Regions from separate parts of the Homo sapiens genome. Here region 2 is linked to region 1. Evidence: chromatin contacts called from ENCODE Hi-C or POLR2A ChIA-PET data. All regions are on one chromosome and are shown on one strand. Each heading gives the region's core, a stretch centred on a gene start or an enhancer-like site at or near the end of the contact. The rest is flanking DNA. Distances are from core to core; before and after follow the strand shown.

What was found. A loop is a pair of places that touch in the nucleus more often than their neighbours do. ChIA-PET counts read pairs that join two places held with the same protein, here RNA polymerase II (POLR2A). Pooled maps may share reads with other maps.
Region 2: POLR2A ChIA-PET joins it to region 1 with 11 read pairs in T-cell. The contact joins two enhancer-like sites. A Hi-C loop is called at or near these places in 2 of 168 maps with a recorded cell type or tissue (PC-9 and endothelial cell of umbilical vein) and 8 of 50 pooled maps. POLR2A ChIA-PET finds 5 or more read pairs at or near these places in 12 of 52 experiments (BJ, CD4-positive, alpha-beta T cell, H1 and 9 more).

The regions. Positions count from the first base shown.
Region 1 is chr4:38,160,703-38,165,684 of GRCh38, reverse strand. It overlaps LOC124900693 (a long non-coding RNA gene), which reads right to left. Exons shown (of 2, transcript XR_007058099.1): 2 at 4,139-4,982. Among named protein-coding and RNA genes, the nearest start is that of PTTG2, 200 kb to the right of the region's middle. RefSeq lists an enhancer at 4,337-4,838. Within about 2 kb of position 3,289, at least 16 of the 41 ENCODE cell types and tissues checked have a DNase peak (open chromatin) inside an H3K27ac peak, as active enhancers do.
Region 2 is chr4:38,652,492-38,658,033 of GRCh38, reverse strand. All of the region lies in intron 1 of KLF3-AS1 (KLF3 antisense RNA 1), which reads left to right. Among named protein-coding and RNA genes, the nearest start is that of KLF3, 8.9 kb to the left of the region's middle. Within about 2 kb of position 3,618, at least 4 of the 41 ENCODE cell types and tissues checked have a DNase peak (open chromatin) inside an H3K27ac peak, as active enhancers do.

The DNA.
Region 1 (4,982 bases), core at 2,040-4,539:
GAAGGGATCTGCAAGAGAGGAAGGGAGCAGAAGAAGCAAGACAAGAAGAACAGAGCATGGTGACCGGGAAAGTCAGTTATGGGACCAGCCTTCCCGTGTCCACATCCCAGCCCTCACACTTACTTAGGTGGGTTGCTTACACTTTCTGTGCCTCAGTTTGTTCATTGTAAAGTGGAGATAATACAACTATCTACTCAAAAGGTAAGGATTGAGTAAATTATTTCATGGAAAGCATTTAGCACAGTACCAGACTCACAGCCATTGTTCATATTACCAGGGAAGAGAAGCATTGGGAACAGCCAGGAGAAAACCACACAGCATCTCTCAGGCCTGACGGTAAATAACTCACTCGCCCTATTTCTAGCAGTGTTGCTAGAAGGCAGTAGAATGCACTGCAAAAGGCCTGAGTAGAAAAACTGTATTCATTATCATTTGTCAATTTATAAAAATAGATAAATAAAAATAAGTAGACTAATATGAAATAAATACAACTTTTAATTTGGGAAAAAGAAACTGTAGACTGGGGGCGGTGGCTCACACCTGTAATCCCAGCACTTTGGGAGGCCAAGGAGGGCCGATCACTTGAGGCCAGGAGTTTGAGACCAGCCTGGCCAACACGGCAAAACCTTGTCTCTACCAAAAATAGAAAAATTACCCAGGGCATGGTGGCACATCCCTATCATCCCAGCCACTCTGGAGGCTGAGGCAGAAGAATTGCTTGAACCCATAAGGTGGAGGTTGCAGTGAGCCAAGATCATACCACTGCACTCCAGCCTGGGTGACAGAGTGAGACCTTGTCTCAAAAAACAAACAAACAAACAAAAACTATTGGCACAAGGCTAAGCTGCTGTAACAAAGAGCCCAAAATACCATGACTTAGAGAACAATAAAGATTATTTCTCTGTCACATCACAATCCTGATGTGAACTATGCAGGTCAGGGAGGAAACTCTGTCCTTTACCTTCAGGAAGACTGGTTCTTTCCAATGTATTGCTTTACCATCCCCCTCAGAATCTTGTCCAACTAAGTCATCACCACATCCAAATTGTATCCAGCATGGAGAGGAAGCATACCCATGGTCTTAAGACTGAGGCCAAGAAGTGGCATCATCATTTCCGGTCACATTTAACTTGCAAGAATTTCATCACATGGGCACACCTAGCTGCAAGGGAGGCTGGGAACGGAGTTTGGCTGGGTAGTCACAAACTCAAAAAGAAGGAGAGAACAGATCTGTGTTCAAATCCAGTTCTTTCAGTTGCTTATTGTGTTTGAGGTCAAATTATATAGGCTCTCTCCTCCTCTTTTGCTCGTTTATTTAACCAGTTCTCTCTTTTTGGGCACTCTTTCTTTCCACAAGTATTTCTTGAGCACCTACTATGTGCCAGGTACTGTTTCAGGTCATCAGGATGTAGCTGTGAAAAAGACAGACCAAGCCTTTGCCCCTCTATGGCAGAATCACCACAAGGCTAATGAATGACAGACCTTTTCTTCCCTTTCTAAATCAGTGTTCATTCTCATGTCTAATTTTATATTCTTTTTTAAAAATTGTTTTTCTTAAAACAGGCCTCAGATTTATATGTGCTTCGGGTCACACAAAACTTGGATCTTCCCCTACTGCTCTCATGGGGCTGACATCCTAGTTGTGAGAAAGAAAGCAAACACATTAACAAATAAATATATACTTCATCACATGGTGATCGTCTTATGACATAACAAATAAAGGCATGGTAAGAAGACAGGGGCCACTTTATTTGTCCAGGTCAAGACCCTCTCTAAGGAGGTGTCGTGTGAGCAGAGATGGAACAAAGGGAGTTGTTTCTACCTTTTACTACTCTAAAGATCATGGTGACTCACTGTCTTATACACAAACCTTTGTGTAAGCTTCTGATTATTTCTTAGAATCTATTTCTGGTAGTGGAGTTAATGAGTCAGGCAGACAAATGTTTTTAAGTTTCTCAAAACCATGGACTGAAACCTCTCTTTTTAATGAGATTTCTCATTAGAGTTGTGAAAGAAGCAATTGACAAAGCCCTAGATTCCAAGGCATTTTAGATCCATATTTAAGTTTGTTCAATATTGAAGGATGCTTAGGACCTTTAAGGATTACTTAAATCCTTGAACCCCACATCCTAACTAGCCTTTCCCCTCCTATCCCCAAGCCTACACGCATTTCTTTATCCTAGAATTATTTCTTAAATCATGGACTTTTACTGTGAAAAGGAACCTTGGGGCTGGGCACCATGGCTCACACCTGTAATCACAGCACCTTGGGAGGCCGAGACAGGTGAATCACAAGGTCAGGAGTTTGAGACCAGCCTGGCCAACATGCTGAAATCCTATCTCTACTAAAAATACAAATATTAGCTGGGTGTGGTGGTGCACCTGTAGTCCAACTACTTGGAAGGCTGAGGCAGGAGACTCGCTTGAACCTGAGAGGCACAGGTTGCAGTGAGCCAAGATTGCACCACTGCACTCCAGTTCAGGCGATAGTGCGAGACTCTGTCTCAAAAGAAAAAAAAAAAGAAAAGAAAAGGAACCTTGTAAGGATGAATCCATTCCACTTCCCTATTTTATTGCTGTGGAAACTGAGGCCCAGAGATATGGCTGACTTGCCGTAAGCTTTACAGTGAGTTCATGGTCAAGCCAAGATAAAGCCTCAATCTCCTGATTCCTGTTTCTGCAGCCAAAATCAATGACAAATGAAATGTGCACACAGTGTTTCATGATGGCAAAACCAGGGACAGAAATTTTACAGGAAATACCCATGGATACAGCCTGCCAAATGTACCTACTTGGTTGTGAGCATTATTAATTAGGTAATAAATGCAAAGGACATAGGACAGCGCCAAAATATTTTAACCGATGGATACTATTGTGGCAGAGCAAGCAGCATGTCCCAAGACCAGATGAGGGCCCCGTGGGAAAAGAAGCAGGTGTGGGGTAGTGTGGGGTGGTCTTGGGGCTTAAAGGCATGGACTGAAGACCTCAGCAGAGGGACTGGACGTGGCACCTCCAGAATCCCAGGAGCTGGGGAAAGAATCACATGAGACCACCTGAAGGGACAGAGGTGCTTCAGCCTGGGTCAATGGAACCACAGGCGAGAGCAGCCCAGCTGGAGGCCTTTGTGGAGCTCATGGCAGGGTCAGCTTTAATCATCAGCCAGGCTGCTCCAGGGAGGCCAGCTGTCCGGCCCAAAAGCCTTAGGCTGCCCAGCCACATGAGAGCTGTTTCATCCTCATACCTCTCCCCTTTCTGGGCTTCATTCCAGGAATGGAGGGAAATAGCAGCAAACAAAGGGAAGGAGGTGAGCAGAGGGAGGGGAAAGGAAGAGGGCCATGACCCCTTCCCAGGGCAGACTTCCTGGGTGAGACAGGTCCCAGCCAGGGAAGGAAAGAAGATTTAAAGCTAAATTGTTTCTGAAGTTTTAACTATTATCTGCAACTTGGAATGCTAAAATCTGAATGGAGGCCATTTTGTGCAATTCAAAGGATATTTTATTGTCTGAATGTGACCTTGAGATCTCTGGTCTACCCAAGTCATCAGCAGGGGTAGAGGAATGCTGCCCCTACCCAATAGAATTAATTTAAAGAGGCAATGAGAGGCCCCACAAAACTTAGATCTGCCCCTACTGCTGTCATGGGATTTATAGGTGATGATAGAAGATAGATAGATGATTGATAGATAGATAGATAGATAGATAGATGATAGATAGATAATAGATAGATTGATAGATAGATAGATAATAGACAGATGATAGGTAGATAGATGATAGATAGTAGATAGATGATAGATAATAGGTAGATGATAGATAGATGATAGACAGAAGATAGATAGATAATAGCTAATAGATGATAGATAATAGATTGATAGATGATAGGTAGGTAGATAAATCGAGAGATGATAGATAGGTAGACAGATGATAGATAGAGTTGCATTTTGTTCACAGTGTCCTTTCCACCTTTTTGTAATGTGCCAGTTACACGTGATCTTAATCGTCATTCTGGCTGTTACACATGTGCAGTGTTGTTTCCTAAATAAACACTCTCCACTAACAGGACCCACATTGATTCCACTCTCGTGCACTCACTCATGAGTCATAATTAATTTTTAGACACTCTTTGAAGAATCACCTTCCTGATTGTATGTATGAAAGTTTTATTTTCTATAGTAATACACATTATACAGGCCAATATGAATTCAACATAAGCTCAAAATGGCAATTATTGTCTTCTAATGTCTGCAAACTATAGAGTCCCATACAGTGTTTTCACTGTATGACCCAGACCTCCCCCATCATGCTCAGCCAAAAGCCTATTCTGTACAGATTACATTTAGTCAGTTTTTTATTCATTCATCATTCATTGGATTGGGTATCGTCTGTATGCAAATCCTTCTGTGGGGTGCTGGAGATACAAATTTGATAGCTGGATGGACACACAGTCCCTGCCCTCAATGCACCCATGATCTAGTACCATATGAATTGATGGATATTAAATTGTTATGATAACCAGCGATGAGGATGATGTCAGCATTGTTTACAAGTTGCCATGGGAGCACAGGAGGAAGTAGTTAGCTTTCTTTTGCAATGACTCAGATCAGGTTTCACAGAAGAGAAGATCAATGGGGCTGGAATGATCAGTAAGACTTTCCCAGGCAGCTGAAGGGGGTCATGTTAGGCAAAGGGAAGAGCTTGTACAAAAGCATGAGTCAGGAAAGCCTAGGTTATGCTTTGGTAATAATATGACCCTGAAGCCTTCGTAGCTGAAGATAGCTGAAGTTTATTTCTCACTCAGGTCACCTGCCTAATCAGGTCAGCTGGACAGGAGGAGTAAGGAGCAGGGCCCTGCTCCACACAGTCACTTGGGGACCCAAGCTAGAGGGTCCAGCTGTACCACCTGGAACATGTGGTTTGTAAGCTGGCATTGCAGGAAAACAAAAAAAGCTGGAATTTAGCACACTGGCTCTTCAATGCTTCAGCTCAG
Region 2 (5,542 bases), core at 2,369-4,868, 490 kb before region 1:
TTGAGACCAACCTGGCCAACATGGTGAAACCCTGTCTCTACTAAAAATATAAGCATTAGCCGGGCGCTGTGGCATGCGCCTGTAATCCCAGCTACTCTGGAGGCTGAGGCAGAAGAATTGCTTGAACCCGGGAGGCGGAGCTTGCAGTGAGCCGAGATTGCATCACTGCACTCCAGCAGGGGCGACAGAGCAAGACTCCATCTCAAAAGAAAAAAAAAAAAAATCACGTGTATTTCATTGTTTATTGGTTATTTTGCAAGTAAAATATGTCAGTAGTTTTATTTTCTACTTTTTATTGAAAACATATTATTTCTTCTTTATTAAGAGTTTCAGTCAACTTTTGGAGACCTGTCAGAGACCTTAAAACATTATTTATACTATGACTTCAAAGCGAAATTATTTATAATTTCCAAATCAATGTCCTACACATACAAAGAGACTGCAACTTCTTGCTGAGTTGGAGACTACCTAGATTTTTCCTGTGCTGGTAGTCAGAGTAAGTAAAGAATGGGAGACCCACAAAGTAAGAAAAACTACCTCCCTTGTTTTGGAATGAGGCTGTTTTTCAACTATTTTGGAGTAAGGTGGACTCTTTATGTTTCCATCCCTCTCCTCTATGTTAAGGAATAATTATTGGCATTTAAATCTTGAATTTAATCTACTTCAGTTAGTATTGCTTGAACTTTTACCATAGGTCTCGGGTGGGGGTGATAGTGCAAGAAATATGTATGACATAATCCCTGCATTCAAGGAATTAGAGAGAATATATGTATTATTCTGCTTAATTATTACACAATGCAGAAATAATAATATAATGAATACAATTTATTTTATTTTATTTTATTTTATTTTATTTTATTTTATTTTATTTTTGAGACAGAATCTCATTCTGTTACCCAGGCTGGAGTGCAGTGGCACAATCTCAACTCAGTGCAACAACCTCTGCCTCCTGGGTTCCAGCGATTCTCCTGCCTCAGCCTCCCAAGTAGCTGGGATTATAGGTGTGTGCCACCCTTGGCTAATTTCTGTATTTTTAGTAGAGACGGGGTTTCACCATGTTGGTCAGGCTGGTCTTGAACTCCTGATCTCAAGTGATGCTCCTGTCTTGGCCTCCCAAAGTGCTGGGATTACAGGTGTGAGCCACTGTGCCCGGCCAAGAATATAATGAATAAAATTTAGAAAAGGACAATGATATGAGAATTAAATGGATAAAAAGGTAAATTTATTTGTCCAAAATATGAGCAGTAATGTGTGGTTTGGTTTTTGTCTTCAAGGAGCTTACAGTCTTGCAAAAGAAATGACATCTGGTCAGGAAATCCTCAAAATCTTCATGGAGGAGGTGATATCTGTGTTAGAACTTCATGGCTGCAGAAGGGGCTAGAAATCACATTTTAGGATCTGGAAAGGGCATGGAGGCAAAGGGTCCAACAGGAACCTGGGTCACTTAGGAGTGGAGTGAGATAAGGTAGGAGAGGTCAGTCAAGGCCATGTTGTGGAGAAAATTGGAATTTGACATCGGGAAACCACAGAAGGTTTTTAAGCAGGTGAGTGGCATGATAGCATATAAAAATGACATGAAGTTTAATGTCAGTATAAAGCTCCAACAGTGCAGAGCAGAAGGCAGCAAGCAAAGGGTGCATACATCTATTCATGTATATATACATATGTCATCTCTCTCTCTCTCACCCTGTACACACATGCACATGTACATGTGCACGTGTGAGCATTTTTCTACCTTAGTGACTAAGCCAGCAAAGAGGCAGGGTGTACACTGTGCTCTAGGGAAGTGGTCTTGCCACCTTTTCTTTTCTGCTCATTCCAAGTGCATTGCATGCCCACACTTCCAAAACCCTGAAGTTTGAAGCATTTCCCTCCGTGTAAAAGCTCAGTTGCACAGGCTCCCCTGGTACTTGGCTGGGAAGAGGACTTCAGCCTTTTATTCCTTGGTCTCCCAACCTGGCAAGCCATTCTGCCTTCACAAATGCTTTGGAAGTTTTGCTGATCTGTCCTAGAAAAAATTAAACACATGGTTCTCCCACATGAACAGTGGAGAGTTCTTCATCACCCTGGCAATTAAAAAAGATTTGCTAATACACAAAAACATGAAAATGATAATAATGCTCATATCCAAGTGATAGGAGTAGGGGGGATATTTTTTCTTTGCCTTTCAATATTCTGAGTTTTTTTCTTTAATGAGCATGTATTCCTTTTGTAATAAGAAACAAGTGTGTTTTAAAAAATAGCTAAAATGCCAGGCATGGTGGCTCACGCCTGTAATCCCAGCATTTTGGGAGGCTGAGGTGGTGGATCACTTGAGGTCAGGAGTTCGAGGCCAGCCTAGCTAACATGGTGAAACCCTGTCTCTACTAAAAATACAAAAATTAGCTGGGCGTGGTGGCACGTGTCTATAATCCCAGCTACTCCGGAGGCTGAGGGAGAAGAATCGCTTGAACCTGCGAGGCGACTTTGCAGTGAGCCGAGATTGTGCCACTGCACTCCAGCCTGGGCGACAGAGTGACTGTCTCAAAAAAAAAAAAAAAAAAAACCGCTAAGAAAGAAAGAAACGGGCAAGTTGTGTATGATTAAGTGTCAGATCTGAAGCACAGTTTTGCAAGTTGGCCCTTTGAAAGCACCTCAGAGCCAGAGGTGCAGTCCTTTGATTGGGATTTTGAAGGGGGCTGAGTCTAGCGGGGCAGGAGGTGGTGAAGAGGGAGGCTCTAGGAATCAAGGGCAGTGAGAGAAGGCAAACGTCTTTTATTGACTGTGGGTTTTTTTTTTTTTTTTTTTTTTTTTTTTGAGATGAAGTCTAGCTCTGTCGCCCAGGCTGGAGTGCAGTGGCATGATCTCAGCTCACTGCAACCTCCTCCTCCCAGCTTCAAGTGATTCTCCTGCCTCAGCCTCCCGAATAGCTGGGATTATGGGCATGTCCCACCACACCCGGCTAGTTTTTGTGTTTTTAGTAGAGACAGGGTTTCACTATGTTAACCAGGCTGGTCTCCAACTCCTGACCTTGTGATCCGCCTGCCTCGGCCTCCCAAAGTGCTGGGATTGCAGGCACTGCACCCGGCCGACTCTTTGGCTTTTTAAAGACTGCTTGGATAGTTGGACCTGTGCTGGTTCTTGGAACTGGAATTTCCTCTTCAAAATGACACGTAACAGTATTTACTTGACAAACCTTTCCAAAGAAGAAAAGCTAAAAACAAACACAAAAAACAAAACAAAACAAAAAAAACCCACCAAAACCAAAAATAGAAAAGCCAGCAAACTAGAATGAGTAGAGCCGAAGTTCCTATTTCTGAAGAGATAGGAATATATTAAAACTCCTGGATCAAGGTCCATTCATCCTCTCTGGGGGTCTTTTGCCAGGATCTGTTGATTCGACGGGAAACAGAGGTGTCAGCAGTTGTGGATGTGAGTATGTGAGAGATGACCTGCAGCCCCCAAACACCATTAACGTGTCTGGTGCGTTGTCTCAGCAGGAGGGGCTTCTAGCTGCTCCGCTGTTTCTTTCTGAGCTGCATCTGCTTGTCTGTTATTGTTCGTAGGTTTTCTGGGTAACTATAAGCAACGGCCTTGTTAGTTCCTCTTGAGATTGCCCACTACTCCCCACCCTTATTTCTCACCTCCCAGCATCCTGTTTGTCTCCCTGACTCTGTTCCCCGCCCTGTCCCCACCCTTACAGAGCTACCAGCCCTTTTAGCCATGTTTTCTTCCCTTAGCTCATTAATTTTAACCTTTTATTAAGTGTTCTCACATCAAACAAGGCACGTCATCTATCCAATTGTTTATTCATTAATTTGTGCTTTCTTCTATCGTGAATATCTTTAAAATATGTCCAGATGTATATTGCAGTGTGTCTTCCCTTCCTCCCCTTGTCTTGAAGATACTGTTATATACCTAATGTAAATGACGAGTTAATGGATGCAGCACACCAACATGGCACATGTATACATATGTAACAAACCTGCATGTTGTGCACATGTACCCTAGAAACTTAAAGTATAATAAAAAATAAATAAATAAAAATTAAAAAAAAATAATAAAAAAGAATGGAAGAGGATAAAAGAAAGTATGGACAGCTTTGAATTATGTAAAAGGCTTTTTTTTTTTGGTGTGCTTTGCCCTTAAAGTTACTTGCTTGTGATAGGAACAAGAAATCTACAATATATATTGTGTTCATGCTCACATCAATATGTTTAGTTTATTAGATTTTCCAGAATATTTTAGCCCGTCAATAATTGTTGGTTTTTTTTTGTTTGTTTTTTGAGACAGAGTCTTGCTCTGTCACCCAGGCTGAGTGTAGTGGTGCGATGTCGGCTCACTGCAACCTCCGCCTCCTGGGTTCAACAGATTCTCCTGCTTCAGCCTCCCTAGTAGCTGGGGCTATAGGCGCGTGCCATCATGCCTGGCTAATTTTTTGTATTTTTAGTAGGGATGGGTTTTCACCGTGTTAGCTAGGATGGTCTCAATCTCCTGACCTCATGATCTGCCTGCCTCGGCCTCCCAAAGTGCTGGGATTACAGGCGTGAGCCACTGTGCACAGCCCAGCCAGTCAATAATTTTATGTGACGTGTCTGGACTTAAATTTAAATTTTTCTCATTGCTGTTGCAAATGGGTCTATTAACTATGAAACGTTATAGAGTCTAGCACTTAAGTTTTGCAGGTTTATGAGGAATATTTAAACATTTAAAAAAATCATCATAAAAGAAGTCATCAGTGCTCTAGCACAACTAAATATATAATTCTGCCTAGTGGTCATGGTATCTTCTCAATAGAGAAAATTCACTTTCTAAAAAAGAGAAACATTTAGTTTTTTAAAAAGGAGGGAAACACTTTCAAAATTTGAGTACAACTTTTGCTACACAGTAATGTATCTAATCAGTTTCCTTTTCTGCACTAAAGATAAGGGAAATGGATTCAAAAGAAGCAGGAATGGATGATGGTATTCTAAACTCATCTTGTTTCTTTTGCTATTTCATCAATATCTGAAAAATAAGATTTCCCCTGAGATTCACACGAATGTGTCTCCTTTTCCATGTTTGTTTATTTTCTTATGTGGCAAATTGTTTCAAATGCAATTGATTTTCTTTCATTTGGTACTATGAAGATGAGGGCGTCTTAAAGGAGTTCCCAAGATTTAGGAGGAAACAGGAGAAGTCTTGAGGAGCATTTGTCACCACCTCCCAGGAGAGACACTCTTGGTAGGATATCAGCTTACTTTCTCGAACCACATATCTCAAGGTGTTCCCAGTTATGATGCATTTGAAAGTACCTGTCTGGAGTCCAGTCCTCAGGACTTTTCAATTTTCATTAGGTGGTAGTTATCAAATGAGTAGTGTAGTTTGGATAATGACAAAATTAGTCACATTTATTAATGTATTTCCCTTAACTTTCTTCTGCACCTGCAGAAGTACCCTTAGATCCAAACAAACAAACAAACAACAACGCCCCCCCCTCCAAAAAAAAAAAAAAACCCCAGTTAATCTAGACCATTTGGTACAGATGACTGACAAAGATGCATTGTATAATTCAGACACAGCA